3 separate regions of the Mus musculus genome follow, and all the other regions are linked to region 1. A link is a contact called in ENCODE Hi-C data. All regions are on one chromosome and are shown on one strand. The core of a region is the stretch at or near the end of the contact, and the rest is flanking DNA. Distances in the headings are between cores, read along the strand shown.

Region 1 (3,457 bases), core at 504-3,003:
CCTTGGCATCAGTCAAGATGGTGGTCTTCTTGTACCGGATCATAAGAAATACATCCATCCCCTTGGCTGCTTGTGGCTCCAGGCACCTCACTGGACCTGAGAAGTGTCAAAAACAGACAACATTAAGTCTTTTCATTGCTCTGGGGCTGAGTTTCTCTGACCCTGACAGGAAAGGCTGGTTTCAATTGGATATCTGCACCTGCAGGAGGCCTCTCAGGGTGTTGTTAATCTGAATTCATTAGTCTAATGCTGGTCTTTGCCCCACCTTATGCATATTGCAGAGGGCTGAGGCCTTCTGGATTATTTCTAGGAATAAACAAAACAGATTCTAGGAACACCTACCCTATAATCCCTTTCCAAATGCCCTTGCTTACCACAGTTAAGACATCTGACAGTTTGATTTTTTCTTAAGACTTTTAGAATTTACTATCAGATTAGCATCATAAATGTGAGATCCAATATCTCTAATCTATTCTTGGTGCTGATGGTGCCTTTAAAGGTTTAATCATCCTTTTGTATTCTGAACTAGCATTTTGTTGTTGTTGTTGTTGTTTTTGTTTTTCGAGACAGGATTTCTCTGTTTAGCCCTGGCGGTCCTGTAACTCACTCTGTAGGCCAGGCTGGCCTTGAACTCAGAAATCCACCTGTCTCTGCCTCCTGAGTGCTGGGATTAAAGGCGTGCACCACCACGCCCAGCTGACCTAGCATATTCAAAAGCCAAGGATTCAATTAATATTTTTCTGACTTCTGAATCTGATATGATTCTCTTTACAACTGAAGTCAATCTTTGCAAAAGCCAAGGAAGGCTTCTTTGGGGCCTTGTGTATTTTAAGGAAAGAACTTTCTTGGTTCTTCAACCTTATTTCAAGCATTTAAAGCTTCTAAGTGACAGAGCATCAAAGTGTGATCATCAAATTCAAGCAGCCTTTCTAACTCAGCATTGTGACTTTCCCCTAGCAAATAACCTTGATACTGATATTGAGAAATATCAATGCCTCTCACCTGATTTTGTTGTTCCTTGGCCCCTAGCTTCCTTTACCACGTTCATCATTGTAACTGAGGACCGACTTCCAACACTGCTGTTGCCAATCTTTTCAATCTTGGGGAACAATTCTGAGTTGCCCAGGAATAAATATCTGCTTCACATAGGGTGAATGCAAAACATAGGGAACAATGTGTTCCTTAAGTCTTCTCAAATCCAATAGAATTCCATTCATATTTTTTCCTAACCTTGGAGGTACCTACTGTTTCCTGTATGTATTTTATATAATAACTGATAAACTGAGGTTGGTTTGTTGTTGTTGTTTTGGGTTTTTCGAGACAGGGTTTCTCTGTGTAGCCCTGGCTGTCCTGGCACTCACTTTGTAGACCAGGCCTCTGCCTTCCGAATGCAGGGATTAAAGGCGTGTGCCACCAAGCCAGGCTGGCTTCTGCTTCTATTTTAACCTATCTAGAAGAGTACCTTGCAGGGTCCTAAAGCTTTCTTTTATACCTCCCATCCCTAAGTCTCTCCTTGAGGACTTCCCAGGCGACTTACCAGATCTGATGGCTTCTCAGGTTGTCCTCAGCAGGAGTGATCTCCTAGTGTCCCTGGGGCCCCTACCACAAGTCAGAGAGCCAAAATGTTACTTGAAAACCAAAAATCCCAGCCATTCAGTTATACCCAGGGGCCAGATGCTGGGGAAAAAGCCTGCCAGCTCAGAGAGGCAGAGAAAGTACCCAGCTGACCTTCCAACTCAACTCACTTCCCAGAAGGAAACAGCTCCTATCTGCTTCCCCATGCTGTCTTAAATACCCTTAGACTCAAAGACCCTCCTTTCTGTTCACTTCTGGTCAATCCCTGTCAGCTGGTTTCTAGCTCTGCCTCTTGACCTAGGTTTGATTTTCTTTAGCTCTCAGATTAAATGTGTGTGTTAAGTCTAAGCCAAAACAAGAAACAGGGTTTTTCAATTCATACAATGTGATCCTAAGAGAGCAAGGCACTTCTACCACCAGCCAGAAATAACAAGGCATCGGCTCTCCTCATGACTCATGTTCAGTCTCTCAGCTTACTTTGCTCAGCCCTGGACCCTGAATATTCACTTTGCCTTTAGATATTTGCTTGTTCCGTTTTCTTTTTTCTTTTCTTTCTTTCTTTTTTTTCTTTTTTTTTTTTTTTTTTTTTTCTTTTTTGGTTTTTCGAGACAGGGTTTCTCTGTATAGCCCTGGCTGTCCTGGAGCTCACTTTGTAGACCAGGCTGGCCTCGAACTCAGAAATCCGCCTGCCTCTGCCTCCCAAGTGCTGGGATTAAAGGCATGTGCCACCACGCCCGGCTCTTTTTTCTTTTTTAATATTTATTTATTTTATGTATATGAGTACACCATTGCTGTCTTCAGACACACAAGAAGAAGGCATCAGACCTCACTACAGATGGTTGTGAGCCACTATGTGGTTGCTGGGATTTGAACTCAGGACCTCTGGAAGAGCAGTCGGTGAGCTTAACCACTGGGCCATCTCTCCAGCCTTATTTGCTTTTTCTTTTTTTGGTTTTTTGTTTGTTTGTTTGTTTGTTTGTTTGAGACAGGGTTTCTCTGTGTAGCCCTGGTTGTCCTGGCACTCACTTTGTAGACCAGGCTGACCTCAAACTCAGAAATCTGCCTGCCTCTGCCTCCCAAATGCTGGGATTAAAGGTGCGCGCTACCATACCCGGCTATTTGCTTTTTCTTTATCAAGTAGCCAGGCTGGGGGAATGTCTCTCAGTGGTGTGGTGCTTCCCTGGTGTGTACAGGGCCCCTTGTTCACTCCCTAGCACTGCAAAATAAGTAAATAGCCTAGCACTGCAAAATAAGTAAATAGCGTTGTCGAAATCATTGCCCAGGAGACTAGGCATGTATCTTAACACCTATGCCAGACACACAGGTTGAATGCACACACATTCACACACTCACACATGAATGCACATAAAATAAATCTAAAAATCCCTTCTTTGTGTGTGTGTGGGAATAATGTTGTGAAGTGGAAATTTCTGGGTTTTTTTTTGGTTTTTTTTTGGTTTTTTTTTTGGAAAGTCAGTTAAGTCAAATGATGGTCTGTTGGGGCACACAGGTGAAGAGATATTTTCCTGAAGCAGGCACAGGTGATGGGATGTTTTGTTGGTGCAGTTATGAGCCACCGCCACGTGAGTACAGAGACTCAAACTTGTGTCCTCTGGAAGACCAAGGCATTCTTTCTTTCATCTGTGCCCCAGTAAAACATCACTTGACATGACAACTGACTTTCTAAACACACCAGAGGTTTCCACTCTCCTACATTCTTCCTGGACTCGGCAGAGCTCTTGGGGCTGCTTCCTGGAATTTGGTAAAAATGTTTAGATACAGTTTAGATACCAGATTTAGGCAAGAATTTGACAAGAGCTGGGACCAGGGCGTTGGCTCAAGATGAATACAGCTGAGGAATGTGTGTTCTTTGTATCTTGAT
Region 2 (3,457 bases), core at 281-2,780, about 57 Mb before region 1:
AGTTCCAGAACTTGGGAGCCTGAACATAGTCACACACACACACACACAAGAATAGAATCTTTTTAAAAAATACTTATTTATTTATTACATGTAAGTACACTGTAGCTGTCTTTAGACACCCCAGAAGAGGGCATCAGATATCATTGCAGATGATTGTGAGCCACCATGTGGTTGCTTGGATTTGAACTCATGACCTTTGAAAGAACAGTCAGTGCTCTTAACCAATGAGCCATCTCTCCAGCTCTCCCTCCCCCTTTTTAAAGAACAGAATCTTTAGTGTACTGATGTTATACTCACCAAGAGTGTTTCGTAGATTCTTGCTGTCATCACTGAAATATATAATACGCACTCTTAAGTTCATTGTCCCAAAAGGAATTTTCCCTATGACCCAGGCATATAATATTTTTCATCTACTTAATTCTCACAGCTCTGATAAGAATATATTTTTGAAACAGACTTAGATTTTATTTATTTGAAGAATTATTTATTCATTTTAACTATGTAAGTACACTGTAGCAGTTTTCAGACAAACCAGAAGAGGGCATCAGATAGTTTTGAGCCACCATGTAATTCTTGGTAATTGAACCCAGGACCTCTGGATGAGCAGTCCCATCTTCTTAACCACTGAGCCATCTCTCCAGCCCCCACAGTTGGAATGTATTAAAGGGGATTTTTATCTGAAGTGGTTTAGGCAGAGTCAGGGTCTCATTATGTAGCACTGCTGGCCTGGAGTTCCATATGTAGGCCAGGATGGTCCTGAACTCACAGACATCCTTTTACATCTGCCTCCAAGTGCTAAGATTAACCTGTACCTGTGCCACAAGACCCAGATTAAAAGGGATTTTTAATGTAGATTTAAATTTCCTTCATTTTATTTCACACGTGTGGGTGTTTGGGCTGCATGGATATCTGTGCATCTCTTGTATGACTGTGGAAGACAGAAGAGGGCTTGGATCTACCTGACCTGAATTTACAGGCAAATGTGAGCAGGCATGTTTGTGCTGTGAACCAAAGCCAGGTACTCTGGGAGAGCAGTTAGTACTCTCAACTGCTGAGCCATTTCTCCATCCCCTTTAAATGTAGATTTAACTATGATATTTAACGAAAGGAGACGTGCTCCGGGAGAGAGAGAGAGAGAGAGAGAGAGAGAGAGAGAGAGAGAGAGAGAGAGAGAGAGAGAGAGAGAGAGAGAGAGAGAGAGAGAGAGAGAGAAGACCAAGTATGGGTATGGGCTCCTGACAAGAGAATTACACTCAGTCCTTTTCAATAATGAATAAGAAAGGAAAATCTGTGAAGTTTCCGAAGGACTCGGGAAGCAGGACGAGCTGACAGTGCCATATGGACACTAAAATCCATTGTAATCGATAGTACATATTAGATGCCAATGTGCATGTAGTAAACACTTTAAAATGAAAGGCTTGGAGAGGGAGCCCAGGGAAACAGAGGGCTCAAAGCTGAACCAGAATCTGTGAACACCTAGGCATCCTGGAACGATGCAGCGCCCCCTGGCGGCCTCTTGTGTTTCAGGACATCTTTGAGCTCAGCCAGGGGGCAGAGCGCAAGGCTCAGTTCATTGAAGATGGCTCGGTCCCAGGATGATCAGTGGCTGGTCCTTGCGCTCTGGAAGAAGATGGGCAGCAATGTCGGAATCTACACGACCGAGGCCTTGGAGAGGTACGCCCTCGGGTTCATCTTCCAACGGACTGCGGGGCGAAGACGGGCTCTCTGTACCTCCGGGTCCGGCTGAGCCCAACCCTGTTTTCCTATAGGACCTTCGTGGCTTTCCCCTCCACCAAAACCTACTTCCCACACTTGGACCTGAGGCCAGGCTCTAGCCAGGTTAAAGCCCATGCCCAAAAGGTGGCCGATGCACTGACTCTCGCTACCCAGCACCTGGACGACCTGCCTGCTTCTCTGTCTGCTCTCAGTGATCTACATGCGCACAAGCTCTGTGTGGACCCTGCTAACTTCCAGGTGAGTCCTGTATTGAGCTCTCCCCGGGTTGCTGGAGATGTGGGTCCCTTCAAGGCTTGGTGTAGGGAAGAAATTAATGCAAGGCGGGGCGGTTCTCTTTCTTCAGTTCTTCAGCTGCTGTCTGCTGGTGACTCTCGCCAGGCACTATCCTGGAGACTTCAGCGGCGAAAAAGATGCATGTCTCCTTGGACACGTGTCTGGGTCATGTGACTTTTGCACTGGACTTCAAGTAATGCTGAATTGAGGAAGCAGGGCAGCTTATTCTCCAGTCATGCCCTTCCTAAAGCTTACAATGTTTGAGTAAACTTCCCCAGGGCTGCATTGCCTCTGTGCATGTGTGCCTGGTGTGTGATGCTGCTGTACATTTGAGCCTGGTGTGTCATGCCTCGGTGTATGTATGATAGGTGTTTGATAATGCTGTACATGTGTGCCTGATGTGTGATGCTGCTGTACATGTGTTCTTTGGTTGTGATGCCACTTTTTATTTATGATTAGTGTGTGATGCTTCTGTCCATGTATGCCTGGTGTGTGATGTGTCCGTACATGTGTATATGTGTGCCTGGTGTGTGATACCGCTGTACATGTGTACCTGATATATGATGCCACTGTACATGTGTAACTTGTATGTGATGCTTCTGTAATGTGTGCCTGGTGTGGTATGCCGCTGTACATGTGAATATGGTGTGTGATGCCAATTTACAGGTTTTCCTAGTTGTGATGTCACTGTATATGTGTGACTGGTGTGTGATGCTAATATACATGTGTGCTTGGCATGTAGTGCTATTGTACATGTGTGTCTGGTGTGTGTGGCTGCTGTACATGTGAGCCTGATGTATGATACTGCTGTACATGTGTTTATGGGGTTTTATGCCACTGTATAATATGACTGGTATATGATACCTCTATACATGTGTGCCTGGTGTGTGATGCCTTTGTACATGTGTGTCTGGTGTATGATGCTGCTGTACATGTTTTCTTGCAATTTGATGCCAGTGTATATTTATGATTGGTGGCTGATACCCTTGTGCACATGTACCTGGTGTGTGATTCCACTGTACAATTGTACATGTGTACATGTGCACCTCCTGTTTGATGCTGCTGTACATGTGTGCCTGGTGGGTGATGCCAATGTACTTGTGTGCCTGGTGTGTGATACTGCTGTACATGTGTTCTTGCCTTTGAATGCCACTGTACGTTTATGACTGGTGTGTGGTACCATTGTACATGTTTACCTGGAGTATGATGCTGCTGTACATGTGTACATATGTGCCTAGTGTGTGGTGCTGCTGTACATGTATACCTGGTGTGTGATGCCTCTGTATATGTATGACAGGTGTGTCCCCAAATGCCAAGGTCAGCACAGGTAAGTATAGGCTGATGGACAAGCTGAAGGAGAATATTGGGTTATACCACCTGATTCAGGCATAACCAGACTTTTCTTTGGGAACCATGGGTTGAATTCAAGTGAGGTCTTCTGCTGAGG
Region 3 (3,457 bases), core at 657-3,156, about 56 Mb before region 1:
GCCTATCACAATTAATCCTTACCTCCTGGCTTGCTGTTCAAGGTGGCCATGGATAACAGTGCTTTGAACATGCATGTACTTTGTCTTTGTGTGGGTATGTTTCTCATGTCTGCTGGGTGACTATTCAGACACAGAAATGCCAGAAATGGGATGAATGTATGCTTAATTCTAGAACAATATTCAGGACTGTTTCTTGAGCTGTTTCCTCTGCTCTGCCCCATCATCTAGTCAGAGAATTCCAGTTGTTCTGTGTCTTTGTCTACACTTAATATTGTCAACTTCAATTTTGGACATTTTATTATTTTTGTGTAAAGACATCTCAATCTACTTTCTAAGTGTTTTTTAAATTTTATGTGTATGTATAATTGTTCTGCCCGCATGTATGTGCAAACATGTGCAAACCTGATGTTAGCAGATGTCCAAAGATACTTGGAACTGGAGTTACTATAGATAGTTGTAGCTACTGTGTGGGTGCTACAAACCTGGGACCTCTGCAAGAGCAACAGATGCTCTTAGCTGCTGAGCTGTCCCTCCAACTGGAGGCTTAGCTTCACTTAATGGCTTTATTGGTGACCATTAATCTACATATCTTCGTTATGTTTATTGAAGTCATTTGCTTGTTTTTTGTTTTTTTTTTTTAGTGGACTTTCTTTTGATTAAGATGTCAAGTTCTTGGAATATTTTGGATCTAAGTAGTTGGGAAATATTCATTGTGACTATTTTATCAACTCTGTCTTATCTTTTTGTTATCATTTGAAAATGAACAAGTTTCTTTTTTCTTTTCTTTACGTCTATGAAAAATGACACGTACACCTGAACTCCAGAGGAGGGCACCAGACCCCATTACAGATGGGTATGAGCCACCATATGGGTGCTGGGAATTGAACGCAGGACCTCTGGAAGAGTAGCCAGTGCCCTTAACGGCTGAGCCATTTCTCCAACCCACAAGTTTCTTTTTATAAATCCCAACTCATCCTTTTAGGGTCTGTGCTTCCTATGTGAAGACTAGAACATTTGTCAATTCTAAGGTTTGATTCTTTTTCTATTTTTTTTTAATTTTCTTCTAAACAAATTTTATTGTTTTTAGATTTTACATTTATGTGTATGGCCCATTTTAAAGTAGATGTTTTATATATAATGTAGAATATGGCTGGAGAGTCTTAAAAATATAGATATCTAGTGGTCCTGCATTATTTTTAAGACTGCCTTTTCCTTGTTGAATTATGTGGATGCCCTTTATGTGTTATGTGGCTGCTCCTGGGTTCTGTTGCTTCAGTGTTCTGCATCTCTGACTTTTGCTGATGCTAAATCAGTACGAGTCTCCACCTGCTAGCCCCTCCACGCCACTGTACCACACTTAGAGGTTTTGGACAGTCGACACAAAGTCTCTGGGTGTTCATGCTGTTGGGTGGAGACTTTCTCTGGGGTGCCCATGTGTCGACTCTCGCTGTGTCCTTGGATGGTTTTCCCTCAGACCCATGTATTCCTTGCTGCCTTTTGTAATAAGGGCTCAGTTGTCCCATGAGACAAGAGATTTAATTGTAGTCATCTTCTTAGAAGCCTTGTCTACGGGTTGAGTCAGTTGGGAGTTAGGGCTTTAACATATGACACTAGCACTATCTTATTTGCTATGAGAGAGAATGAAGAGAGGGATGCTTGAGACCCAGTAGTGGGATCTACTTGGGGGTGGGGCTTCAGAGGAATTGACTCCCTGCAGGGAATGCACCCTGGCCTTACCTGTTTCCTGTCATCACAGTGGTGACTTCTCCTTCTCTGTTCAACTACCTCAGCTGCTTCCCGGCCTCTGCAACCCGTCTTCTGGATTGTCATGTCTCTGCTCAGGGTCAAAGTCTTGGGGTAGATGGAAGTACTTTCAGTGGACAGGCATGTAGATGACTCCCCTCCCCCACTCCGTGTCATCAAGCAAGCATGAGTTCTGATGTCACAGAAGGCAGAAGGCAGCAAATCCCACCACTCTGAGATTTAACCAGTGTCTCTCATAAACACACACACATACACATACATAGACACACATAGACACAAATACACACATACACATGCACATACACAGACACTCACATACATACATACATACATACAGACAGACAGACAGACAGACATACACAGATATACACACACTCACAGATACAAACATACACCCATACACAGGCACACACAGAGACACACAGAGACAGACAGACAGACACACACACACACACACAGATACACACACACACACACATGGATGCACACACGTAGTGAGCATTAGGAAGAGATGCGTGAATGACTACATTTTCAGTTAGGAATTTTTCTCTTTTTAGATATATTTGCAAGTTATTACTATAATGTGAATCTTTAATTAGAAAAAAGAAAACCAAAGCCATTTTGAATGCAAGTTGAAAAATCTATGGAGACTATGATAGGTTCCCACCCAGGTGGAAGCAGTAAGGAGTAGCACCGAGAATGGATCTGCCCTGTCCCAGTTTTACCCCATTTCCCTATTTCTACCCATGGTATCAGCTTGCTTTACTGTAGGCTTCACAGCTGGAGGCATGGTTTAATCTACCAGTTTTATTGGTACTTGCACATGTGTGTCTACATTTGTGTTTAATTTCAAACACTGAGGCCATCTGTAAGTTTGATAACTGCTGATATACAGAATTCTAAAAGGACACACGGGCCAAGGAGGCACGGGACCTTTGTATAAAACAGCACAGTACCTGCATGTAGCCAACACACAATTTCGAGAGGACTCTAAATTATATCTAGATTGTTGGCCGTCTCCAGTGCCACATCAGTGTGGTATGAATGGCTGCTCGAGGGTGCGGGGAGGGATGCAAGGAAAAGTCTATACATTCAGCACAGATGCCGTGTTGTCTGGGTATTCTTATCTATGGGTGCTTTTGGCCCATGGTTAAAGAGGTGATCTCAGGGTAACTGCTTGGAGATTCATCCAGATTATTGTCTTCATCCTTTGTCAGGGGTTCTGTTGCTGTGATAAAGCACCATGGTAGAAAACTACTTGGTGGTGGGGGGGCGGGGCGTCTACTTCAGCTTACAGCTCATAGTCCATCATCCAGGGGAGTCAAGGTAGGAACCTGGAGGCAGGGGGGAAGACCATGGGGGGGGGGGGATGTTGCTGCATACTGGCCTGCTCAGCCTGCTTTCCAACAGTTCCCAAGATCACCAGCTCAGGGGAGACAATGCCCAGTGAGCTGGCCCCTCCCACATCAATCAGGAAAAATACCCCAAAGGCTTGTTCACAGATCAATCTAGTGGGGACAACTTCTTAATTGAACTCTGAAAAATGACTTTAGCTTATGCCACGTGGACACAAAACCAATTAGGACATCCTTTTTGCTGAATGGTATTTCATGTTACATAGCTGTGTCTATATTATATATGTCTATCTACTCCCTCCCTCGCCCCCACCCTTGGGTGTGTGTGTGTGTGTGTG

The links. Hi-C counts contacts between places; a loop is a spot of excess contacts on that map.
Region 2: a loop to region 1 is called in a map of T-helper 17 cell, with 13 times the contacts of the local background. The contact joins the promoter of Hbq1a here to the promoter of Elobl in region 1. A Hi-C loop is called at or near these places in 4 of 37 maps with a recorded cell type or tissue (T-helper 1 cell, T-helper 17 cell and regulatory T cell).
Region 3: a loop to region 1 is called in a map of T-helper 17 cell, with 319 times the contacts of the local background. The contact joins the promoter of Smim23 here to the promoter of Elobl in region 1. A Hi-C loop is called at or near these places in 5 of 37 maps with a recorded cell type or tissue (T-helper 1 cell, T-helper 17 cell, T-helper 2 cell and 1 more).

The regions. Positions count from the first base shown.
Region 1 is chr11:88,965,178-88,968,634 of GRCm38, forward strand. Elobl (elongin B-like) reads right to left here and starts at 1,754. Exons shown (of 3, transcript NM_001360780.1): 1 at 1,729-1,754; 2 at 1,538-1,599; 3 at 1-96. The coding sequence starts at 58.
Region 2 is chr11:32,298,539-32,301,995 of GRCm38, forward strand. It overlaps Hbq1a (hemoglobin, theta 1A), which reads left to right and starts at 1,531. Exons shown (of 3, transcript NM_175000.2): 1 at 1,531-1,674; 2 at 1,770-1,974; 3 at 2,081-2,335. The coding sequence starts at 1,580. The coding sequence ends at 2,218.
Region 3 is chr11:32,822,688-32,826,144 of GRCm38, forward strand. Smim23 (small integral membrane protein 23) reads right to left here and starts at 1,907. Exons shown (of 4, transcript NM_027050.1): 1 at 1,738-1,907. The coding sequence starts at 1,830. All of the region lies in intron 2 of Gm35723 (a long non-coding RNA gene), which reads left to right.